Linked DNA regions of Homo sapiens: region 1 is linked to region 2. Evidence: read pairs that join two places in POLR2A ChIA-PET (ENCODE). Cell type or tissue: Panc1. All regions are shown on one strand. Links, peaks and the distances in the headings refer to the core of each region. The heading gives the core; the rest is flanking DNA.

The links. Peaks named below come from ENCODE experiments on the same cell type or tissue, not always from the same donor. Only the 100,000 strongest peaks of a DNase experiment are listed, where the experiment ranks them.
Region 1: POLR2A ChIA-PET joins it to region 2 with 6 read pairs; 4 of 35 experiments call an interaction of 5 or more read pairs at or near these places.

What each region holds. Positions count from the first base shown.
Region 1 is chr1:145,913,436-145,922,312 of GRCh38, reverse strand. PEX11B (peroxisomal biogenesis factor 11 beta) reads left to right here and starts at 3,596. Exons shown (of 4, transcript NM_003846.3): 1 at 3,596-3,680; 2 at 4,497-4,612; 3 at 5,295-5,496. The coding sequence starts at 3,625. It overlaps RBM8A (RNA binding motif protein 8A), which reads left to right. Exons shown (of 6, transcript NM_005105.5): 6 at 1-757. It also overlaps the pseudogene GNRHR2. RefSeq lists enhancers at 2,861-2,960, 3,011-3,070, 3,451-3,550, 3,349-3,896, 3,897-4,443. In Panc1, for the core only: no CTCF peak of the experiment used is centred there; DNase peaks (open chromatin) are centred at 2,622 and 3,422; H3K4me3 peaks cover 2,900 bases; H3K27ac peaks cover 2,940 bases.
Region 2 is chr1:145,803,843-145,812,719 of GRCh38, reverse strand. The region is part of intron 1 of RNF115 (ring finger protein 115); the gene reads left to right. Among named protein-coding and RNA genes, the nearest start is that of RNF115, 16 kb to the left of the region's middle. RefSeq lists an enhancer at 7,228-7,736. In Panc1, for the core only: no CTCF peak of the experiment used is centred there; no DNase peak of the experiment used is centred there.

The DNA.
Region 1 (8,877 bases), core at 630-5,629, 110 kb before region 2:
ACAGGCTTCTTTTTAACACTTGGATTGGTAAAGGTCTTGTTTGCAACATATTAGAAGTATTATTTTTCTCTTTCCCCCCCACCCCACCCCCAACAGAGTCTGGCTCTGCCGCCCACGCCGGAGTGCAGTGGTGCAGTCTTGGCTCACTGCAGCCTCCACTTCCCAGGTTCAAGCAATTCTCGTGCCTCAGCCTCCTGAGTAGTTGGGATTACAGGTGCTCACCACTATACCCGGCTAATTTTTGTATTTTTAGTAGAGATGGGGTTTCGTCATGTTGGCCAGGTTGGTCTTAAACTCCTGACCTCAAGTGATCCACCCACCTTGGCCTTCCAAAATGCTGGGATTACAGGCTTGAGCCACCAGGCCTTTCTTTGTTCTTAGGAGTATAGTCAGACTAACTTCTAGTAGTTATATTTCTAATAATTGAGGATGTAAGTAAGGATCAAATCTTAAATCAGTATAATGCATTGTCATTCCAGAGATAAATCCTAGACCCTTCTTGGCCTCCTTCTGACATAATTCTAATCCTACAGTCTCAGAGATGCTGTTGTATCCTGCCCCCCAACCCCATGATAGTGATAGTGGTTTTTGCCTTGAAGGAATTGCTTTGTATTTAGCTTTTCCCCCTCTAGATTTCTAGTTCCTTTTCAGTATTGGATTGGATTTGAGATTTGATTAACCTAGTACTCAGGTTCAGATGCTCGCCTCTTTGCAATTTTAACACTCATTCGACAATAAAGTCAGTAAAAAACACAAATTTGGTTATGTCACTCTCTTTTTACTTTAGTGTCTCTCCACTGCACTCAGAATAAAGTACAATTTTATTATTTGTGATCTGGCTTGCTCTTCCCCTCTCAGTTCATTACTCACCATTTTCTAGTCCTCAGCTTTAGTAGCATTGAGATCCTCTATCCTCCATCCTCCCTAGCATTTCTCCTATTTTAATTGGTCTAACACCTATCTCTGAAGAATCAAATTTTAACATCTGGAAAGCTTTTCCTGACTGCACGGCTGTGTCAGACACCCCTATCCACTCCCCACCCCCATTGTCTTCTTTAGCTCCTTTAGCATAACACTTTTGAATACACTATATTGTAATTGCCTAATTTCTTTGTTTCTTGCAGTAGTCTATACATTTCTTGAAGGCAGGATTTTGCTGCCCTGTCCTTAGCAAAATTTGAGTGGCGCTGGAGATGCATATTACTTTTTGAATGGATAAATGAAATGTACCACAAAGTTTTACCCAAACCACTGACTTCACTCTCTTAATAGATCCCCATGTATGTTTTTCTTCCCTGCCCCAATCTGAAGGAGGTGAGATTGGGAGGATGCAAAGAGGTAGAAACCACGTGTAATAAAACAGATGTAATGGAAGAGGCACAGATAGAGGATACTGTTTTTACAAGGCAGGCTCTTTTATTATTATTATTATTATTATACTTTAAGTTTTAGGGTACATGTGCACAATGTGCAGGTTAGTTACATATGTATACATGTGCCATGCTGGTGTGCTGCACCCATTAACTCGTCATTTAGCATTAGGTATATCTCCTAATGCTATCCCTCCCCCCTCCCCCCACCCCCCAACAGTCCCCAGAGTGTGATGTTCCCCTTCCTGTGTCCATGTGTTCTCATTGTTCAATTCCCATCTATGAGTGAGAACATGCGGTGTTTGGTTTTTTGTCCTTGCAATAGTTTACTGAGAATGATGATTTCCAATTTCATCCATGTCCCTACAAAGGACATGAACTCATCATTTTTTACGGCTGCATAGTATTCCATGGTGTATATGTGCCACATTTTCTTAATCCAGTCTATCATTATTAGACATTTGGGTTGGTTCCAAGTCTTTGCTGTTGTGAATAGTGCCGCAATAAACATGTGTGCATGTGTCTTTATAGCAGCATGATTTATAGTCCTTTGGGTATATACCCAGTAATGGGATGGCTGGGTCAAATGGTATTTCTAGTTCTAGATCCCTGAGGAATCGAAAAGGCAGGCTCTTAACAGATGTAAATTAACATACAAATAATCTTACAGAAGAGAGAGCAGAGGTAGCAGGGTGCGGTGGCTCACGCCTGTAATCTCAGCACTTTGGGAGGCTGAGACAGGTGGATCATGAGGTCAAGAGATGGAGACCACCTGGCCAACATGGTGAAACCTCGCCTCTACTAAAAATACAAAAATTAGCCGGGCATGGTAGCGGGCGCCTGTAGCTTCTCGGGAGGCTGAGGGAGGAGAATTGCTTGAACCCGGGAGGCGGAGGTTGCAGTGAGCCGGCAAAAAAAAAAAAAAGCAAGCAGAGGCTTACTCCCTGAGAATTAATGGCTAATGGCCCCCAAGCGCACCCTTTAACTCATGCTATGGACCCAAATCCCTGTCCTGCCCGGTCCTGAGTCCTAGGTCACTCACCTGGGGGAAGGCAAGCAGGAAACTAAGTCCCCAGGCTGCCCCCAGAAGTTTCCTTACACCTGAACGGGATCCAAGCGGGTTGAGTACTGCTGCCTGGCGGTCCAATCCAATGACCACAGGCAGGAAAGCTGCAGAATACGTGGCCATTAGTTTCAGGAACATCAGTGTCCGACATGCGATGTCCACAGCCAGCCATTGAACAGTGATATTCCAGGTGGCATCTAGGGGCATAACCACAAAAGTGACTAGTAAGTCGGCGGCTGCTAAATGGATGAAGAGTCTCCTGACCGGAGAGGGGCGGAGCTGGCTGGGTTCCCGCCGTGTCACTGACCACAGGACTGCCAGGTTCCCTCCAGCCGAAGAAACAAACAGCACAATGGTCACTCCCACTCGGACCTTGGCTGCTGCCGAGAAGGTGGGCAGCTCTGAGCCCTCCACCTCCACTCCTGATCCAGCCCAGACCTCCTCCCCCGCTGCTGACCCCAAGGGGTGCCGTTGCCTGCAGACATGGTGGCCTGGAGAGAAACTGAGGAGGATGAAGTGTGGGTATGAAGCGGTTAGCTTTGGCCACTGATTCTTCGCCCTCCTTTTCAGGATCTGGAGCTGATTATTGCGAATTTCGTTCACTAAAGCCTCTGCTTCTGGAGACTCTCCATCTGTTCTGGAGGAGGTCACTTGTTCAACTGTCAAGGTTCTGCAGGGAACGAAGATCTGGTACCAATCACGCTCCTTTTTCCTTGGACAGACCAGCCTGGGCTTCAGGCCTCTACTGACCTAGACCTCTTTAGCCCCTACAGCCCTGGATTCAGTCGGGGCCTGCGTGCATGTGTATTTGTGAGGTTCTGCCAGGCGCACACCTATGCCGGCGGCCTCCAAGACGTGGAGATCACTGCGGCGCTTTCTCGCCCCGCCCCGGCCCCTGCAGGCCCCGCCCTTGGTCATGAATATTTAAAGAAGAAGGTGCCGCTGGAGGCGTGCTAGGGAGTAGGGGTCGTCTGATAAGGGGAAGCTGTGACGCAGACACGCACAGTAATACACAGATGGAGGCTCAAAAGACACGAGTTTCGCGTCCTGAAATTCCGCTTCCAGGGCCAAGCTTTCTTTTCTGATACTGTTTGTCCCTCGCGAGGCACCGTTGGGTCGCGCAGTAGGCGTGACTAGGGGCGGGAAGTGGGGCGGGAGCAGGGCCGCGGAGCCTGGGCTGCGGCTGTCATGGACGCCTGGGTCCGCTTCAGTGCTCAGAGCCAAGCCCGGGAGCGGCTGTGTAGGTGCGGCCCGAATAGGAATGGGGGTGGGGCGGGGGAGGGATGGACAGAGGAAGACTCTAGTGAGGCGAAGTCAGTTTAGGCTACAGGGGGGTCAAGAAGGGTCAACTCCGGCTACGGGGGCCCGAACGGACCGTGAGGCGCAGATTTGAGCCGCTGTTGAGATGATTCCTTTCCGTTCGCGGAAGAGATGGGGAAACTGAGGCATGAGTGGGCCAGCGGGGAGGCCGCTCAGGGTTGCTGTGTCCACATAAGACCGACAGTGTCCTCACTGGGCGGTGATGGAATGAGGAGCATTCGCCCCACGGTGGATAGCCCCAGACTCTGCCCCCAGAGCTGAGGAGGCACTCCCAGTTTCCGTGTCCCCACACCGTGCTGCCATTCGGGAACTCCCCTGCCTCCGCCCTGGCGTTTGGTCTCCATTCAGCTAGAGGGCCTTGAAATCTCTCAGTTCACCTATTCTGAGGAATAAAATGCCCTCCAACTGTCTGCCTCCCCCTCATCGATCACGTACATGCTCACGCTGATGTGCTTGTGATGGACCCCTGCGGCCTGCACTGGCCCCTTCAGGCCTCATCATTGTCAAATCTCTAATTTGCTCAACATTCAATAGTGCTCCCCACCCCTTTCTAGACTCTTTTTTCTCCTTATGCCTTTCCCTTCCTCTGGCCTGGAGAAATGGTGAGATATGGGCATGGAGGAGGAAGGGGAGTGTTCTCAAACTGGGAAAGGGGGAAGTCTGTCTGTGCCTTTTGGAAGATAGTTTTGAGCGGAAGGTTAGGGAGGTCTCCACCTTACCTTGCCTGCCCTCTCCTCTAGGGCCGCCCAGTATGCTTGCTCTCTTCTTGGCCATGCGCTGCAGAGGCATGGAGCCAGTCCTGAGTTACAGAAACAGATTCGACAACTGGAGAGCCACCTGAGCCTTGGAAGAAAGCGTAAGTAACTCTGTCTTTCCTTTTATCCCCCAACCTTTCCTCCATCCCCAGCTCACCTTCCTTTGTCCCTCCTTCCTGTACCCTCTCTGTTCTTCTTTCTCATTTGGCTCTGCACTTACCCTCTGCATGAGTCCAGTTGAGATAAGAGAGCAGGGGTATGGAAGTAATTAGGCGGACTGGAGAGAATGGGTCAAGTTTGAGAAAACTAAACTGGCACAAAAATTAAATTTGAAATTGAAAAATGGACTGTTTCTGCTCTTTATTTTTTATTTTTTTGAGACAGAGTCTCTCGTCCAGGTCAGAGTGCAGTGGCGCAATCTTGGCTCACTGCAACCTCTGCCTCCCAGGTTCAAGCAATTCTCCTGTCTCAGCCTCCTGAGCAGCTGGGACTACAGGTGCCCACCACCATGCCGGGCTAATTTTTGTATTTTTAGTAGAGATGGGGTTACACCATGTTGGCCAGGCTGGTCTCAAACTCGTGACCTCAGGTGATCCACCCACCTCGGCCTCCCAAAATGTTGGGATTACAGGCTTGAGCCACCATGCCCAGCCTGTTTCTGCTCTTTAAAAAAATTGTCATTATTATTGCTCAACTTTTGCCCTCTTGCTTTCTCTGTTTCTGTTTCTTGTTATCTGCCTCTCCACTTACAAATCCTTGCTTTCCCTTTCTAATCTCCACAAGTTCTACGCCTGGGTAACTCAGCAGATGCCCTTGAGTCAGCCAAAAGAGCTGTTCACCTATCAGATGTTGTCCTGAGATTCTGCATCACTGTTAGTCACCTCAATCGAGCCTTGTACTTCGCCTGTGACAATGTCCTGTGGGCTGGAAAGTCTGGACTGGCTCCCCGTGTGGATCAGGAGAAGTGGGCCCAGCGTTCATTCAGGTTTGATATCCTGTTCTCCTTTAAGATTTTTTTTTGTAGCCTCTATATTGCATAGCTTGTCTTATATGAGGGAAAGATATCTTAGGATCTTTCCAGAGTATATAAGTCTTGATCAGTCACTTGGCTTCCAATCACTTAGATCTTAAACTATCGGAGAATATCAAATGGGGAGAGATGGAAGACAGATGCTCTTCCATAATGAATGACTAATATTGTGCAAGGTAAGATATTATATCACTTTAATTGTGCTTCTATACCACAGGTTATTCCCCCTCACTACCTGCTTACTCATTCATTCCAAAGATATTTATTAGATGCTTACTGTGGCGCAGGGGATAAAGCAAAGAGCTAAACAGATAATGTGCCTGCTCCCATGAAGCTTCTAGTTTAGTGAGGGAGTTAGATACTACAATGAATAACTTCTCATATATATTTGTGGAAAAGTATGCGGTATTATGAAAGAATATCACAAGGGGAGCTAATTTAGATTGGAAAATCAGGAAAAAACTCTTTGAGAAAGTAATATTTTAGCTCAGACCTGATGTCTGAGTAGGAGGAGTTAGACAAAGCCAACAGTAGCAGAAAAGACATTTCCAAACAGAGAAAATTGCACATTCTAAGTAAGGCTTTGAACTAAGAAAGACTTAAGGGAATTAGAGAAATAGAAAGAAAGCCAGTGTGATTGACAGTATTGAGTCCATCAGTTCAAATTTGAGAGATAGACAGGCACCAGATCTTTCATACAGGGCCTTTTAGGCAATGTTAATGTTTGTTTTATTTTATCCTACAATGGGACATTATTGAAGGATTCTGAGCAGGGAAATGACATGATTCAAATTGTGTTTAAAGGACATCTCTTTTTGAGATGTTGAAAATGGATTGCAGGCCGGGCGCAGTGGCTCACGCCTGTAATCCCAGCACTTTGGGAGGCCGAGGTTGGGGGGATCACGAGGTCAGGACTTCAAGACCAGCCTGGCCAACGTGGCAAAACCCCGTCTCTACTAAAATTACAAAAATTAGCCAGGTGTGGTGGCGGGCACCTGTAATCCCAGCTACTCGGGAGGCTGAGGCAGGAGACTCGCTTGAACCCGGGAGGCAAAGGTTGCAGTGAGCCGAGATCGTGCTATTGCACTCCAGCCTAGGTGACAAGAGCAAGACTCCATCTCAAAAAAAAAAAAAAAAGAAAAGAAAAGAAAAGAAAATGGATTGCAGTGGGTCAAGAGAGGAGGAGATGCCCTAATACGAGCAAGAGATGACGTTGGCTTGGACAAAGGAGGTAGCTGACAATAAAGGTAGAGAGAAATATGATGTGGGAGTAAAATTCTCTAACATATTATCTGTATTGTTTTTCGTTTTCCTATGATTGTACTTTTTCATTATATTAACCTTGCTTTTCCCTTCATCTTTCTCAGTGATTTACAACTTTAACATGGCTTATGATGTATGAGGGGTGGGAGCAGAGGCATGGCTGGAGCAGTATGGAAAAGCAACTCCCTAAAGGAGTCTATATGTTATATTTATTCATTTCATCCAACAGATACTTACTGAGCTCTTACTATATGGTAGGCACCAGTGTACATACAGGGATACAGTGGTTAAAGATAAACAAGGCCGGCCAGGTGCGGTGGCTCATGCCTGTAATCCCAGCACTTTGGGAGGCCAAGGCGGGCGGATCACCTGAGGTCAGGAGTTTTGAGACCAGCCTGACCGGCATGGAGAAACCCCGTCTCTACTAAAAATACAAAATTAGCCGGGTGTGGTGGCGCATGCCTGTAATCCCAGCTACTCGGGAGGTTGAGGCAGGAGAATCGCTTGAACCCGGGAGGCAGAGTTTGTGGTGAGCCGAGATCGTGCCATTGTACTCTAGCCTGGGCAACAACAGTGAAATACCGTCTCAAAAAAAAAGAAAAGACAAACAAGGCCTCTGCTCCTCTGGAACTTACCTTGTAATGGGATGAGATAAACATAAATAAACAATAAATTAAAATATCAGATACTGGTAAATGTTATGCAGGAAATTAAAACAGTGTTATGGAGTAGAGAGTAACTGACTCAGTGCTTTAGATTTAGGGATAAGGGAAGGCGTCTCCGAAGAGGTGATACTTAAGCTCATACCTGAAGAGCAAGAAAGAGCTAGCTATGTGAGGGTTTTGGAGGGAGAATATTCCAGGTGGAGGGAGAATATTCCAGGTAGAGGGAATAGGTAGTGCAAAGGTCCTAAGGCAAGAACAAGCTTGATGGGATTAAAATGTAGAAGGAAACCAACATGGTTGGAGCATAATGATTGCAGGAAAGAATGATACAAGGTAAAGTTAGAGGGGTAGGGACCAGATGTTGAGTCTGTAAGCCTCTCTAAGGTATTTATATTTTATTATGAATGTGACAGGAAGAAAACCATGGAGAGCTGTGGTTTGTTTATTTGTTTTTGGTTTTTTTTTTTTTTGAGATGGAGTCTTGCTCTGTCGCCCAGGCTGGAGCGCAATGGTGCAATCTCAGCTCACTGCAACGTCCATCTCTTGGGTTCAAGTGATTCTGCTGCCTCAGCCTCCTGAGTAGCTGGGATTACAGGCACGCGCCACCACACCCAGCTAATTTTTGTATTTTTAGTAGAGACAGGGTTTCACCACGTTGGTCAGGCTAGTCTCCAACTCCTGACCTCATGATCCACTTGCCTCCACCTCCCGAAGTGCTGGGATTATAGGCGTGAGCCACCACGCCTGGCCAACCATGGAGAGTTTTAAGAAGGGAAGTAATGATGTGATTTATGTTTATGCTAGCTATTATATGAAAATAGATTGTTGGGGGTGGGGGCAACAATGGCCACAGTGAGACCAGTTAAAACATTAAAGCAGAAGTCCAGACAAGAGATGTTAGTGGCTTAGAGTATGGCAGTGCGGTGTGATAGAGAGATGTGGTTGGTTGGGTTCAGGATATACTTTGAAGGTAGTACAAGTTATTGAGTACAGACCACCATTGTCAGATTGGATTACAAATAAAAAACATGGATTTTTTACTGAAGAAATTTATAATTTAACACATTTGGCAATTACTTAAACCTCTGGGCCTCTAAAGGAATAGGGATTGGATTTAGATCACCTTTAATATGTTTGAGTCTCTGAGACATCTGAAATTTGTTCTTTCAAAACAAGTTTGCCTTGTTATAGGTCAAGTTGAGAGAGAGATGGAGAGTGTGTGTGTGTGTGTGTGTGTGTGTGTGTGTGTGTTGCCAAGTGGAAAATGAAATTTGAGATTGACCTTGGAAGATTTCATGATGCTCATGGAGTTTAAACCAGGATCTTAAGGTGCACATAAACATGTATTAGTTACAGAATGTTGGGAGGACTTTGTTTCTTCATTTTTATTGGGACATAATTGACAAAT
Region 2 (8,877 bases), core at 1,656-6,655:
TGTTGGTGACTCTTTTCCCAAAACAGACCAGTTAGATTTTGTTTTTTGGTTTTTTTTTGAGACCTGAAGCCTCACTCTGTCACCCAGGCTGGAGTGCAGTGGTGCGATCTTGGCTCACTGCAACCTCCGCCTCCCACGTTCAAGCAATTCTTGTGCCTCAGCCTCCCGAGTAACTGAGATTATGGGTGTGCGCCACCACACCTGGCTAATTTTTGTATTTTTAGTAGAGGCGGGGTTTCACCATGTTGGCCAGGCTGGTCTCAAACTCCTGACCTTGCAAGTGATGCGCCTGCCTCGGCCTTCCAAAGTGCTGGGATTACAGGTGTTAGCCACCACGCCTGGCCAGACCAGTTAGTTTTGTCTTCCTTGAAAATCTGTTAAGACAGATTAATCTCTCTCCTTGATAATTTGAACAAGTGTCACAGGAAACTTCTTAGTAGACAAGGTAATGTTTACCTCCTTGCCACTCACTTTGATGTTGTACAGATTTGAATAGACTTTTAACCCATAGTACCATCTTCCAGAAGTTTCATTTTGCTTACCTTTCACCATGCTTAGAATTTACATTCTCAAAAGAAAAAACAATTATAGTTACATGCTCTTTCTTACCTTTTGCTGGATTAACTGAGACCTGCAGGTATCCTACAGTGATGCTGATCTTCTAGCCCGTTAATTCTCAGACCTCTCAGATTCAGTGCCCTCTTCTTATAAGTATTTTGAAATACTCTCTTTAGTGAAATGAAATCCACAGGTAATACAGCTTTTCTACATATATGTGTGTGTGTGTATATATATATATATATATATATATTTTTTTTTTTTTTTTTTTTTTTTTTGTGAGACAGAATCTCTGTCAACCAGGCTGCAGTGCAGTGGCGTGATCTTGGCTCACTGTATCCTCTGCCTCCTGGGTGCTTCAAGCGATGCTCGTGCCTCAGCCTTCCAAGTAGCTGAGATTACAAGCGTGCATCACCACACCTGGCTAATTTTTTTGTATTATTATTTATTCTTTGTAGAGACAGGGTTTCACCATGTTGGCCAGGCTGGTCTCGAACTCCTGGCCTCAAGTGCGCCCACCTCGGCCTCCCAAAGTGCTGGGGTTATAGGCGTGAGCCACCACACCCGGCCCTACATATATAATTAAAAAAATTATCTTGCAGTAAGATAAAGGATAAATAGAAAATATTTCTGACAGATTAGCTTGACATGACAGCTACCTGAGTAGACTGCTATAAGGGTATTTGCAACTTAAATACCAGGAGAAGCAAACCAGTACAGTGAACAATTCTTTGCAAATGTACAAATAAAACTCAAGTACAACTTCTTTCTTCTTCTTCTTTTTTCTTTTTTTTTTTTTTTTTTTTGGTAGTGATGGGGTCTCACTTAGTTGCCCAGGCTGGTTTTGAGTTAGGCTCAAGCTGTCCTCCTCCTTGGCCTCCCAAAGTGCTGAGATTACAAACGTGAGCCACTGCATCTGCCCCAAAGTACAGTTTTCTCTTACTTTATTCAGCAGTTGCTTTTCTGGACATTTAGTGCATATTAAAATTATGGACTGGGCACGGTGGCTTACGCCTGTAATCCCAGCACTTTGGGATACCAAGGCGGTTGGATCACTTGAGCCCAGGAGTTGGAGACCAGCCTGGGCAACATGGTAAAACCCTGTCTCTACAAAAAATTTTTTTAAAAATTAGCCGGGCTTGGTGGCACGTGCCTGAAGTCCCAGCTACCTGGGAGGCTGAGGTGGGAGGATTACCTGAGCCCAAGAGGTCAAGGCTGTAGTGAACCGTGATCACACCGCTGCACTCCAGCCTGGGTGACAGAGTGAGACCCTGTCTCAAAAAAAAAATAAATAAATAAATAAAATTATGCAGAAGGACTTGGTGCTTATACGTAGAATGTAATTAGGTTCTAGGCTTTGGTAATTATACAGATTTTAAAAATCCAGTTAACTATTCATAAGGAAGTTTGAGAATAAAGACATTTTTTCTTTGTGCTGGACTTGCCTATGCTTTCCTGGCCTCTGCCAATTGAATGTCAGTAACACTTTTTTTTTTTTCTGCAACTTTTATTTTAAGTCCCGGGGCACATGTGCAGGATGTGCAGGTTTTGTTATGTAGGCAAACCTGTGCCATGGTGGTTGGCTGCACAGATCAACTCATCACGTAGCTATTAAGCCCAGCATCCATTAGATATTCTTCCTGAGGCTCCCTCAACAGGCCCCAGTGTGTGTTGTTCCCCACCATGTGTCCTCCTCATTTAGCCCCTACTTACAAATGAGAACGTGTGATGTGTGGTTTTCTGTTCCTATGTTAGTTTGCTGAGGATAACGGCTTCCAGCTCCATCCACATCCCTGCAAAGTAATCACTCGTCCTTTTTATGGCTGAATGGTATTCCATGGTGTATATGTACCACATTTTCTTTATCTAGTCTCTCACTGATGGGCATTTGGGTTTATTCCATGTCTTTGCTATTGTGAATAGTGAGAAGCACTTCTTAACTGCTGTGACAACCAAAGCACTTCCATAGATGTCCCAACTATCCCCTAGATGATTGTGTTGTCCTCATTAAGAATGACCTCTAGTCATACAGGAAAACATTTTTCTGTTTTATCATTCACTCTTCTTTTTTTTTTCTTGCTTATTATTCACTACTTTAGCACAGCCTTTTAGTCTAAAAGACAAAGATTTACTTGGCCTTTAGACAATTCCTATATGTCTTTAAATTTCTTATTTCCTCACCACTCTTATTATTGATGTTTTCTTTTCCATAAGTGTTAGGACAGTGCCTTGGTACATAGTAGATACTCAATTAGTATTTGTTGAATGAAGGAAACTTAACTGTAGGCTTTTTCTTCTTGCCACTTTCTGCTTTTTGTACCTGTTGAAAATGATGGAGGTACCAGTGTTCATAAAAACCTTGAAAACAGGCTGGGTGCAGTGGCTCATGCCTGTAATCCCAGCACTTTGGGAGGCCGAGGCAGGCAGATCACTCGAGGTCAGGAGTTCAAGACCAACCTGATCAACATGGTGAAACCCCGTCTGTACTAAAAATACAAAATTAGCCAGGTATGGTGGCGCATGCCTGTAATCCCAGCTACTCGGGAGGCTGATGCAGAAGAATTGCTTGAACCTGGAAGGTGGAGATTGCAGTGAGCCAAGATCGCACTACTGCACTCCAGCCTGGGCAACAAGAGTGAAAGTCTTGTCTCCAAAAAAAAAAAAAAAAAAAAATTAGCTGGGTCTGGGTGCAGTGGCGCACACCTATAATCTCAGCACTTTGGGAGGCTGAAGCGGGCAGATCACCTGAGGTCGGGAGTTTGAGACCAGCCAGCATAGTGAAATCTGCATCTACTAAAAGTACAAAAATTAGCTGGGTGTGGTGGCACATGCCTGTAATCCCAGCTACTTGGGAGGCTGAGGGAGGATAACCACTTGAACCCAGGAGGTGGAGGTTGCAGTGAGCTGAAATTGCACCACTGCACTCCAGCCTGGGCAACAGAGTGAGACTCTGTCTCAAAAAAAAAAAAAAAAAAAAATCCTTGAAAACAAAGCACAGACCTGTAGACTAATGACTAAAGGGTTGGCTCAAAGCAGCAGTTTGATGGACCACTTGCCATTAGTTAGTGGCCAGTAGAGTGGAGCCTCTTGTGGAATACGGCTTTATTTCTGCATATGAGAGCTTATAAGAAGAGGAGTCATCCCATAATTACATGCCTTTCAGATAAACAGCTGATGGGCTTTGTAGGCAGAGTTACTTTAATGAAGTCATTAATAGCTGAATTTGTTGAATGAAAGCTTCTTCTAGAGAATCTTTTCTAATTTAGGTACTACTGTGAGGTATTTTTGCTCTCAAACTTATTAAACTGTTGGTTCCCTGATTTTGAATTTATGGTGCCAGTTATTAGATCCTGATCTCTTAATATGGTCACTGCTAAATGTTTACAGGTATTAGCATACCTAGTTAAGACAAGTTAGGTTGGGGAACAGAAATTTTTATATCTTAGCCTCGTTGGTTTGAAAAAAAATTAGTTATTTGGATTGCTGATATAGTGCAAAAACTATTTATAATGGTACATTTACTTTCTGTTTAATAACATGTAAAAGGCAAACAGCAAATTAATTTTCACTGCTAGTCTTGATTTGTATGTTTTAGATTAAAGGGTTGTTGAAACTATAATAAAAAACCAAATAATGGTTGGGCAAAGGAGGACATGATTAGACATTTCTCAAAAGAAGGCATATAAATGGCCAACAGGTATATGAAACAGTGCTTAACATCACTAATCATCAGAGAAATGCAAACCAAAACCAGAATGAGATACCATTATACCCCAGTTAGAATGGCCATTATTAAAAAGACAAAAATAACAGATGCTGACCAGAATGTGGAAGAAAGGGAACTCTTAAACACTGTTGATGAGAATGTAAATTAGTATGGTCACTATGGAAAACAGAATGGATATATTTCAAAAAAAACTGAAAACTACCATACAATCCAGCAATCCCGCTACTGGGTAGTTATCCAGAGGAAAAGAAATCAGTATATCAAAGGGATACTTGCACTTCCATGTTCATTGTAGTACTATTCACAGCAGCAAAGACGGAATCAGAGTATCCATCAGTGGATGAATGGATAAAGAAAATGTGGTATATATATATATATGCAAGAGAATAGTGTTTGGCCATAAGAAAGAATCAAGTCGTGCCATTTGTAGCAACATGGATGGAACTGGAGGTTATTATGTTAAGTGAGATAAGCCAGGCACAGAAAGACAAATATTGCATATTCCCACTCATATGTGGGAGCTAAAAAAGTTGATTTCATGCAGGTAGAGAATGGAATGATATCTGAGGCTGGGAAGGGTGTGTGAAGGCAGAGGGGGTGAGGTATGTGGATAAAGAGAGGTTGATTAATGGGTATAAACATAAAATTAGATAGAAGGAATAAGTTCTGATGTTTGATAGCAGAGTAGAGTGACTAAAGTTAACAACAATGTATATTTCAAAATAGCTAGATGAGAGGATTTCAGATATTCCCAGCACATAGAAATGATAAATATTTAAGGTGATAGATGCCCTAAATGCCCTGACTTGATATGCATGTACCAAAATATCACATGTACCCCATGAATATTTACAGATATCTGTAGCAATAAAAAAGTGGTTGAAAGTAATATTAATAAGTGAGAATCATAAAAATGTTTAATTTGCTGAATTTTTCAACCTTAGTTTACTAATCTTTAAAATTGTTGGTTTATTATTCTCTATCAAGTGCAGGTGCTGATTGAATGGATAGGGAGAAGTTGTTTTAATATTATATTAGCATCCTATTTTAATATGCAATCAGTATTAGATGGACAGATTCAGAGTTCCTAAGGTTTTTAATAAGATTAGCAGTATAATATAGGTCTATCTCGTCCTGTAACACTAGTACTGTAAAAGGTTTCCAGAAGTATATCTATTTCTATTCCTGAGTGTGATTGATTCTGGATATTTTCTTTGAGGACACACACATATACTCTATTTGTGAAGTACAGCACTTCGAATTTAGTTTGTATTTGATAATAACATTAAAATAACAGGCACTAGATTATGCAACAGTAACAGCAGTCCATTTTTATTTATTCAGTAACTGTATTGGTACCTTCTATATTCCAGGAGCTGTTCTAGGTACTTGGGCTGTTGTCTTAGTCCATTTTGTGTTGCTTATAAAGGAATAACTGAAGCTGGGTAACTTAAAAGAGGTTTACGGCTGGGCGCAGTGGCGCGTACCTGTAATCCCAGCTGCTCAGGAGGCTGAGGCAGGAGAATTCTTGAACCCAGGAGGTGGAGGTTGCAGTGAGCCGAGATCCTGCCACTGCACTCCAGCCTGGGCGACAGAAAAAGACTCTGTCTCAACAAAAAATAAACAAAAGAAGTTTACTTAGCTCATTACTCTGCAGACAGTACAAGAAGCTTCGCACCAGCATCTGCTTCTGGTGGGACCTCAGGAAGCTTCCAGTCATAGTGGAAGGCCAAGGGGAAGCAGGTGTTCCGCAAGGCAAGAGAGAAAGGGGAGGGGTACCACACTCTTTTAAACAACCACATCACTCATTCCTGTAAGGACTGCACCAAGACATTCATGAGGGATCTGCGTCCATGACCTAAATACCTCCCACTAGGCCCTACCTCCAACATTGGGGATCAAATTTCAACATGAGATTTAGAGGGGACACATATCCAAACTATATCAGCTATATTCAGGAAGAAGTACGGAGATTAATAAAATGTTGAGAAAAATGGGTAGTAAAATCAGGATTTAAATATTTTCTTCTCCTTTTGGCTTTCTTTAAATTTAATATTTATTTATTTATTTATCTATTTTATTTTTTTGAGATGGAGTCTTCCTCTGTTGCCCAGGCTGGAGTGCAGTGGCACGATCTCAGCTCACTGAAACCTCTGCCTCCCGGGTTCAAGCGATTCTCCTGCTTCAGCTTCCTGAGCAGCTGGGATTACAGGTGTGGGCCACAATGCCCAGCTAATTTTTGTATTTTTAGTAGAGACGGGGTTTCACCCTGTTGGCCAGGCTGGTCTTGAACACCTGACCTCAAGTGATCCACCCGCCTCAGCTTCCCAAAGTGCTGGGATTATAGTCGTGAGCCACTGTGCCTGGACTTAAATTTAATATCTCATTTAAACATTAAATTAATGTAGCTATCTCTGGATTAGAGCAAATGCCTTTTTGCCCATTTCAGGTCTGAGATATTGTTGTTGTAAGAACTAACAACTAGCCCTCATTTTGCAACTGTTGTCAGCCCTTTTTATAGCTGATTTTATTTATTTTAATTAATTATATATAAATTGTATTCTAGTACTGTGGGAAAAAATGTTTTATTTTAGCTGTTAAATTATTGAACCTTTCAGGGTCTTCATTTTCCTTGTCTGTAAAATGAGATAGTTGTGTTTATTCCTGCTAGCTACGGTTTAGTGATTTGAGCTCTGGGGTATTTTTGGATTTTGTGTAAGGGAATTTTCTTCTGTAGTTTTTCCACATAGATCATGTGGTAGCCACTGACATACTAGGATTTAAATTTTACCCCTGAAATAATCTCCTTTATGAGTTACAAACTATTAGTGCATATTTTATCTTATAATGATGAACAGTCTTGAAAATGTTAGGATGGAGGACATAATGCAAAGCAATGTCAAAATTTTCCTTTTATAAATCAAACAAAGCAATAATGCTGGTAATGTTGACTGAATAAATTAAAACTTCATTTTTTTTTTTTTTGAAGACTTGGGATTCAGTAACAGGTAAACTTGGCCTGGATAATTTTTTTTTTAGAACTATTTTATAAATATTCTTTGTTTGCTTTGAGGTTGCATTTACATTGCTTTTGTTTTTAAAGTTGTATTCAGTTAATTAATTGTTTTCTTAATCCAATGGTCAGTGGCTACTGTTAACAACCAGTTTGTATGTGATCTTTCCTGACTTGAATGTTCCTGCTGTGAGTTGAATTAGATCATACTTGTGAAATTCTCCTATGTCATTGATGGCAAGTCAATGCTAGAATTCCAAGTATTACTTTTATTTCGATGAAGAGTTCTCAGTCAGAAGCTCTGATTGCTCTGTGGGTACATGGTAAAATAGTACTTTTTAAAATGAAATGGTGATGGTAGATGGTTTTTTTTTTAATATTTATACTTGGCAAAATAAAAAAGCTGGCAATCCTTGCAGGTTTCCAATTTTTTAATTTGAAAATTGAACTGCTTTATGGGAACCAAAAGTATGGAAATCAGTAGTCTAGATCAGTGTTTCTCAAACTGTGTGCCAGGAGATTTAATAGGAGTTCAGAATTATGGTAAAATATTGCATACCAAATTGTTGCCCTATCTCCATCCCTCCACTTCCCCTTTTATGACATGGAATGGCATATTAATGGTTCTGAAAAATCATTCATTAAAGCAGCATGTTTGATATTTAGTTCAGGCTTTTCTAAATCTAGTTTTTCTCCCCACCTTAACCACTGGTTAATATCCTGTGAAACGTGGTTTGAGAAATATTCCATATCCAAATCACTCAGAATAATTTATTAGAACCTACAGTTTGTTGAGAATTTAGTATATTCCCGGTACTATCTCATTTAGATGAAGTGAGCTACCCAGTGTCACACAACTGGTTGGTTATTCTGTGTTTCCAGTCTGATTGTGTGTGTGTGTGTGTGTGTGTGTGTGTGTGTGCATGCATGCATGCATTTAAGGTGGACAACATGATGTTTTGAAGTGCACATACATAGTTGAAATGATTACCAGTCCAGCTTTGTTTTGCTTCACATTCATTACTCTAACCACTTAGGCTGTTCTGAAGCATTGCTTAGTTCTCATTTCGAGGCTAAGTACCTAAGACTAGGATATTCAGAAGTTCATTTTATATGCCTTTTGACTTCCCTAACTACTAGAATATGGTTAAGGGAAGTATGATTTTATCAGAGCATATACTTTGTAGGTGATTTTAGTGACTTTTAATCCCAGGTTATTTTTCTTTCTACACAATGCTTGGAATGTAGAGCTTAGAATTTTTGCTGAGTGAATGAATGTTGTCACTTTGTCAAAGAAGATTCTGTCAGCCTAAGCTAAAAGCAAGAAAGTACATTTTACTTCTAAACTATTGTGGTACACATCAGAGCTAAACATCTATACTTTTTGGCTCATTTATCATTTTATATTTATGCCACTGGGTTGTTCCCTTTCTTGCTGCCTTTAGTGTGAGCAAGCCAAAAACACTATAAATCTTTTCTGCTATATTATGTTGTCTGAGGTTAATTAACATTTTCTCTGGTAATTCTTGTAGTCCTGTGTGTTTCTTCCTTAGAAAATTTGGCTTCTTGACCATCTGAT